2 separate regions of the Mus musculus genome follow, and region 2 is linked to region 1. A link is a loop called in an ENCODE intact Hi-C map of the cell type or tissue named here. Cell type or tissue: heart. All regions are shown on one strand. Links, peaks and the distances in the headings refer to the core of each region. The heading gives the core; the rest is flanking DNA. Region 1 holds the start of Mecp2 (methyl CpG binding protein 2). Region 2 has its middle 2.1 kb from the start of Flna.

Evidence for each region. Hi-C counts contacts between places; a loop is a spot of excess contacts. Peaks named below come from ENCODE experiments on the same cell type or tissue, not always from the same donor. Only the 100,000 strongest peaks of a DNase experiment are listed, where the experiment ranks them.
Region 2: a loop joins it to region 1, with 2.5 times the contacts of the local background. A loop is called at or near these places in 4 of 42 quality-filtered maps.

Annotation. Positions count from the first base shown.
Region 1 is chrX:74,084,671-74,087,578 of GRCm38, reverse strand. It overlaps Mecp2 (methyl CpG binding protein 2), which reads left to right and starts at 1,889. Exons shown (of 4, transcript NM_010788.4): 1 at 1,889-2,069. In heart, for the core only: no CTCF peak of the experiment used is centred there; DNase peaks (open chromatin) are centred at 1,808 and 2,508; H3K4me3 peaks cover 1,428 bases; H3K27ac peaks cover 1,609 bases; H3K27me3 peaks cover 845 bases.
Region 2 is chrX:74,247,183-74,250,090 of GRCm38, reverse strand. It overlaps a transcript of Flna not described here. Among named protein-coding and RNA genes, the nearest start is that of Flna, 2.1 kb to the right of the region's middle. In heart, for the core only: CTCF peaks have their summits at 342 (motif pointing left), 1,108 and 1,310; DNase peaks (open chromatin) are centred at 270 and 1,260; H3K4me3 peaks cover 2,123 bases; H3K27ac peaks cover 1,794 bases.

The sequences.
Region 1 (2,908 bases), core at 258-2,757:
GGTGTTTTTAAAATCATATGTAGGTATTGAATTTTATTAAATGCTTTTTCCTGCATGTATTGGGATACTCACATGATCTGTTCTTAAAATTATAATTGATTTCTAATTTTAAACCATCCTTGCATTCGTGGAATAAAACTCAGCCTGAAGGTGTGGCTGGAGAGATGGCTTGTTGCTCTTGCAGAGGACCCAAGTTCAGATCCTATTCTCTGTATATGCAAATACCTGTATTCTCACACCCCAACATACACACACACACACACACACACACACACACACACTACCACTCTTACCCACTTGTTTTTTACATTTCTATCTTAGTATTTTATGTGTATAAGTGTTTTGCCTGGTGCTCACTGTGGTCAGAAGAGGGCACAGGATTCCCTGAGACTAGAATTACAAATGGTTTAGAATGGCCATATGGGAAATCCTCTAGATTTCCCCCACTGTAGTAAGATATTCACTTAGGTGATCCTGTCCCAAAGTCAGCCATCATCCTTATTTTTTTTCTTTCTTTCCATCTGATATCCAATACTTTTGGCTCAATTTTTAACATAAATCTTAACTATCACAACTTATCAGATTTCAACTGCTACTGTCCTGGTTAAAGCCTTCATCATCTATCTTTCTTCAACTGCTGCCAGGACCTCTGGACCAGCCAGTTCTTCATTCTTCACTGGCAACATAGGTTTTATGGTGACAGCTAGTGACTCAAATATTTATCAAGGGCTTCTCATCTCAAAATAATCTCCTAGTTCTTTTGGTGGCCTAGGTCTCTCTCCAGTCACACTGGCCTCCTTAGTAAGGCAGGCATAGTCCTTCCTTAGAGTGTTTAAACTTGCCTAGAATGTTTTCCCCAATTACCCATATTGGGAGACGACATGAGGGCAAAAGCTAGAGGGTATCATAATAGCACTTCTTTTGTCCTTGCCCTATCTATTTCAAAGTCTTTATCTCTGTGCAAAATTTTAAGTTCTACTTTCTTGTATGTTTAGTATGACTCTTCCTTACCAGGAGTCTAGTTTGTCTCCTTGTTCAGTACTAAAACAGTGCCTAGCAAATAAATGAATAGAGAGGGGAGCCAAATTTGAATCAGAAAGTCTCTTGTTGCATAGTGTTTAAAAAACAAACAAAGAAAGAAAGTCTCTTGTTGAGCATTTGTTTAGCACAAAGAGCATTGGATGCTGACTGGTATCAGGGTAAGGCTGCTTTGACAATGCTCCCTCTGGCCTCACTCCCTTTTATACGTACTTCCATCAAACCATCTGATTCAACAATGACAGACCGATCTCTTATGGGCTTGGCACACACCATCTGCCCATTATAAACGTCTGCAAAGACCAAGGTTTGATATGTTGATTTTACTGTCAGCCTTAAGAGTGCGACATCTGCTAATTTAGTGTAATAATACAATCAGTAGACCCTTTAAAACAAGTCCCTTGGCTTGGAACAACGCCAGGCTCCTCAACAGGCAACTTTGCTACTTCTACAGAAAATGATAATAAAGAAATGCTGGTGAAGTCAAATGCTTATCACAATGGTGAACTACTCAGCAGGGAGGCTCTAATAGGCGCCAAGAGCCTAGACTTCCTTAAGCGCCAGAGTCCACAAGGGCCCAGTTAATCCTCAACATTCAAATGCTGCCCACAAAACCAGCCCCTCTGTGCCCTAGCCGCCTCTTTTTTCCAAGTGACAGTAGAACTCCACCAATCCGCAGCTGAATGGGGTCCGCCTCTTTTCCCTGCCTAAACAGACAGGAACTCCTGCCAATTGAGGGCGTCACCGCTAAGGCTCCGCCCCAGCCTGGGCTCCACAACCAATGAAGGGTAATCTCGACAAAGAGCAAGGGGTGGGGCGCGGGCGCGCAGGTGCAGCAGCACACAGGCTGGTCGGGAGGGCGGGGCGCGACGTCTGCCGTGCGGGGTCCCGGCATCGGTTGCGCGCGCGCTCCCTCCTCTCGGAGAGAGGGCTGTGGTAAAACCCGTCCGGAAAATGGCCGCCGCTGCCGCCACCGCCGCCGCCGCCGCCGCGCCGAGCGGAGGAGGAGGAGGAGGCGAGGAGGAGAGACTGTGAGTGGGACCGCCAAGGCCGCGGGCGGGGACCCTTGCTGGGGGGCGGGTAGGGGCGGGACGTGGCGCGGGAGGGGCCCGCGGGGTCGGGCGACACGGCTGGCGGATGGCGTCCCTCCTCTCTACCCTCCCCCTCCCTCTGCCGCCGGTGGTGGCTTTCTCCACTCGTCTCCCGCAATCGCGAGCGACGGTTCTCAGCGCGATCTCCCTGGAGCCACCTTCGAATGACGCCCTCCCGCTGCCCGCCCCATCTGTGCGCATCCTAGGCCCCAGCTGTGCAAGCGCCCTTGTCGTCTGGGCTTCGCCAGTTGGGGCTGCGCGCGCTCCTGCCCTTCTTGGGGCTTTGGGCCTCGGCACTGTCGCGCGCCCGCGGTCCCGGCCTCTCCCTGGATCGCGCTGTCCCCTTCTCCCTCGCGCGCCCCCACTCCCGTTACTTGCTCCCCCCTCACACACACAGACTGGCGCGCGTGCGCAGTCCATCTCCCGTTGGGAGAGTGCGCCACAAGGGCTCCTGAGCTCTTACCCCCATCTCTGGGTTTTGCTCCCTCCTCCTCCTCTCCCATTCCGTGACTTTTTGCCCCCACTGCAAGCGAGTCGGTCCATCAGCTCCATTCCCCACTTGGCAGGAACAAGTTGAGGGTTATTGTCCACCCACAAAAAGGACTAGACATTATGTTCCTAGGTCCCACAACTCATCATAAAGAGATGGTTGTAGTTCTCATCAGGAACCGTGGGCAAGGGACTGTGCGTTCCTCAGCACTCGAAGCTCTTCCGTGAGACCATGCCCGCAGGGTGCTCTGGTTCTTTGGGGATGCTGTGCTGTGGCTTCGGAATATGAG
Region 2 (2,908 bases), core at 167-2,666, 160 kb before region 1:
CAGACCCTGCTCTGGAGGTGAGCCCTACTCCCTTGAAGCCTGGCAGCCTTCACAGAGCGCTGAGCTCATTGGGGGGGCGGGGGGCGCGGCGTCGCTAGCACTTGAGCGGGGCACTTGAGCTCGTGGCGAGCCCCGCACCCACTCCCTGCCCCCAGCTCCCGGGCGATTTTTACCAATTAAGGCTTTCTTGCCGGGCCGGGCGCGGGGCGGGCGTGGGGCGGGGATGCAGCTAACAAGAAGGCGGGAGGCAGCGGCTCATTCGCGTGGAGGCGCGCAGCGCGCAGCGGACGCCAGTGGAGCTCTGAGGCTTCCGGCGCGGGCGCGAAGAGCTGGGCGCCACCCGGCGGTTAGAGGGACAGCAGGTGAGGGCTCTGTGGTCAGCTCCACGCCAGATAGTCTCCAGATAGTGGATGCAAGGCTCCTGAGCTGGGAAGAGGTCTGGAAAGCGAGAGGCCAAGACCAGGAGCAGGTTGGGTGTGGACTCAGGTCCCAGGCATTGCGTTGGTGTCCAGAGATAGCCTTGCATAGTTTACCACAAACTTATTGTGTCTATGTCCAGGAATCCAGGAACTCGAGCCTATGGGGGGAGTCCTTGAAAAGGGGGCTAGTATCTGAGCGTTTGGCAAGAGATGGGTACAGGCATGGGTGCCCATAAACTGGTCATTGTGTACCTATCCCGGAAAGGTCTTTTAAGACTAGTACCCTGATTAGGATAAGGGTGAGTGACAACTTGGAAGGACACTTTTTAGTCAGTGTCAAACGTGGACACAAGAGAGATGAAACAAGGGTGGATACAAGAGTCCTCTGCTGGTTTGGCTATGGGGAGCTGATTCCAGGGCTGTGGCAGGGGCATGGCCAACTAGATTTTTCAGTCTGGGTTTTGGGTCCTGTCTCAGGTTGGTTATGCTTATGTCATTGACGGCCAGGACATAAGCATCAGCATTCCTAGATACCAAAGTCAGACTGGGGCCAGAAAAAGTGGGTGGAATCCACCCGCAGTCAATTGCAGCTCCAGTTTGGCCAAGGTGTGAGCTCAGGAAATCACTGTTCTCTTCTGCCACACCTGGATTTGCTTTAAGGGAACTGGTCTCACTTTGGGGATTTTCTGTTTCCTTCCCTCCTGGCGCCCCCTGGCTACACAGGTCTAGAAATAGCTCTTCAGGATCCCAGTATAGCTGGTGGGCTTGGGCCTATAGTTCCCTGTGGGAGGGCCTGGTCTGGGGTCTGAGAGGAGTGGGGTGGGGAGGTGGGCGGGGTGTGTCTACCATCCAAGAATCTACTCCAAATAAGGGAAAATATGAAAGAGCTGGATTTTGGCTTCCTGGGGCTGCCTCATCTGGATCTTTGGGATGGAGCGACATCTGGTGGTGGCACTTGTGCACTCTAAGGCTAGGACACCCCCCCCCATTTCCTCTTTTCCCCCTAAATAGCCAAATCATAGGGCTGGAAGCTAGGAAACTCAAGTTCTTTGTGCTCTATTACTATGATTCAGTTTTCCTTGTTCTCTGTACATTAATGAACTCATGTGATCCAGCCAAATGGCATTGAATGAAAAATCATGTATTAATGCAATTCCGTACATGGGGCTTTGCTCTCCAGTAGATCAGGGGGACCAAAAATATTACCCTAATTGTGTCTTGAATAACATGGCTGGAAGTTTCCATTTGGGTTATCCCTGCACAGTTCTGCCATCATGTCCCCCAACTCAACCTTTGGCTCACTTGGTGCAGATATTTATGCAGGTGACTGGAGGTAGAATGGGGGGGAGGGATTCTGTACTGAAAATGTTATTTGACTGGCGATATCATAGACAATCTCAAGATGACTATGCTGAAAGGTTCTGCCCATTGTGATCAAAGCCCTATCATAGCCCTACCACAGGCAATGAAGACACTCCAGGCTGTGGGAGAGTCAACCATATTTGGGCATGACATGTTGGTCAACCCAAGGCCTCTTTCAGCCACTGGTCTTTATCTATCTATCTATCTATCTATCTATCTATCTATCTAATTAATTTTATGTGCATAATTTTGCCTGCATTCATGTCTGTGTGAAGGTGTCATATTCCCTGGAGCTAGAGTTACAGACAGTTGTAAGCTTTCATATGGGTGCTGGGAATTGAATCTGGGTCCTCTGAAAGAGCAGCCACTGCTCTTAACCACAGAGCCATCTCTCCAGCCCCGGCGGCCACTGGTCTTAGAATTGAGAAGTAGGGACAGAAGCCTGTCTTTCTGGAAAAACAATTTAACATTCTGGAGAGGCTTGAAGTACAGAGTAAGTAGATGGAAAAGTCTACCACGGGAAAGACATAGGTAAGATGAATCCCCTTAACTAAAGAGGATGGTTGGGAGTATCCCCTACAGTTTTCTTTTTCTGTATCTTCGCTCCTTTCTGTCCCAGCACAGCATCCTCATCACTATCTCCAGAGAATATCTATCATTAAATTAACTTTTAGTGAGTAGCTTCACACTACTTAGGGAACACACTCAGGCTCCTTAGCAAGCCTTGATGTCTGGTGACTCTCCTTTCTTCAGTAATCTGGGACCCTCTCCCTGAGCCCCTCCACATCTCTAGGGTCACAGCAAGGCTTGGGACTGTTCAGCCAGAGAAGACCTCTCCCCCCAGAATTCCTCAGGGCCCAAGGTAGAACAGTGAGTATGGCAGGTACAAGGTGTACAGATCTACATGCATCACAGGGCAGGCAGGCAGGCAGGCAGGCAGGCGCCCTCTGATTGTGTGCATTGGCATACCCTGGACCTTTGGAAAGCTGCTTGATCCTGTAGTGCTGGTGGCCACTTGGCCCAGTGCTGGCCCCATTTCCTCGCGGATGGAACTAGGCAGTAGAGAAGACGACGGTGGGAATGGGCCTGTGCAGGTGTGCAGGCCAGGGTCATGGAGACTGGGAAGA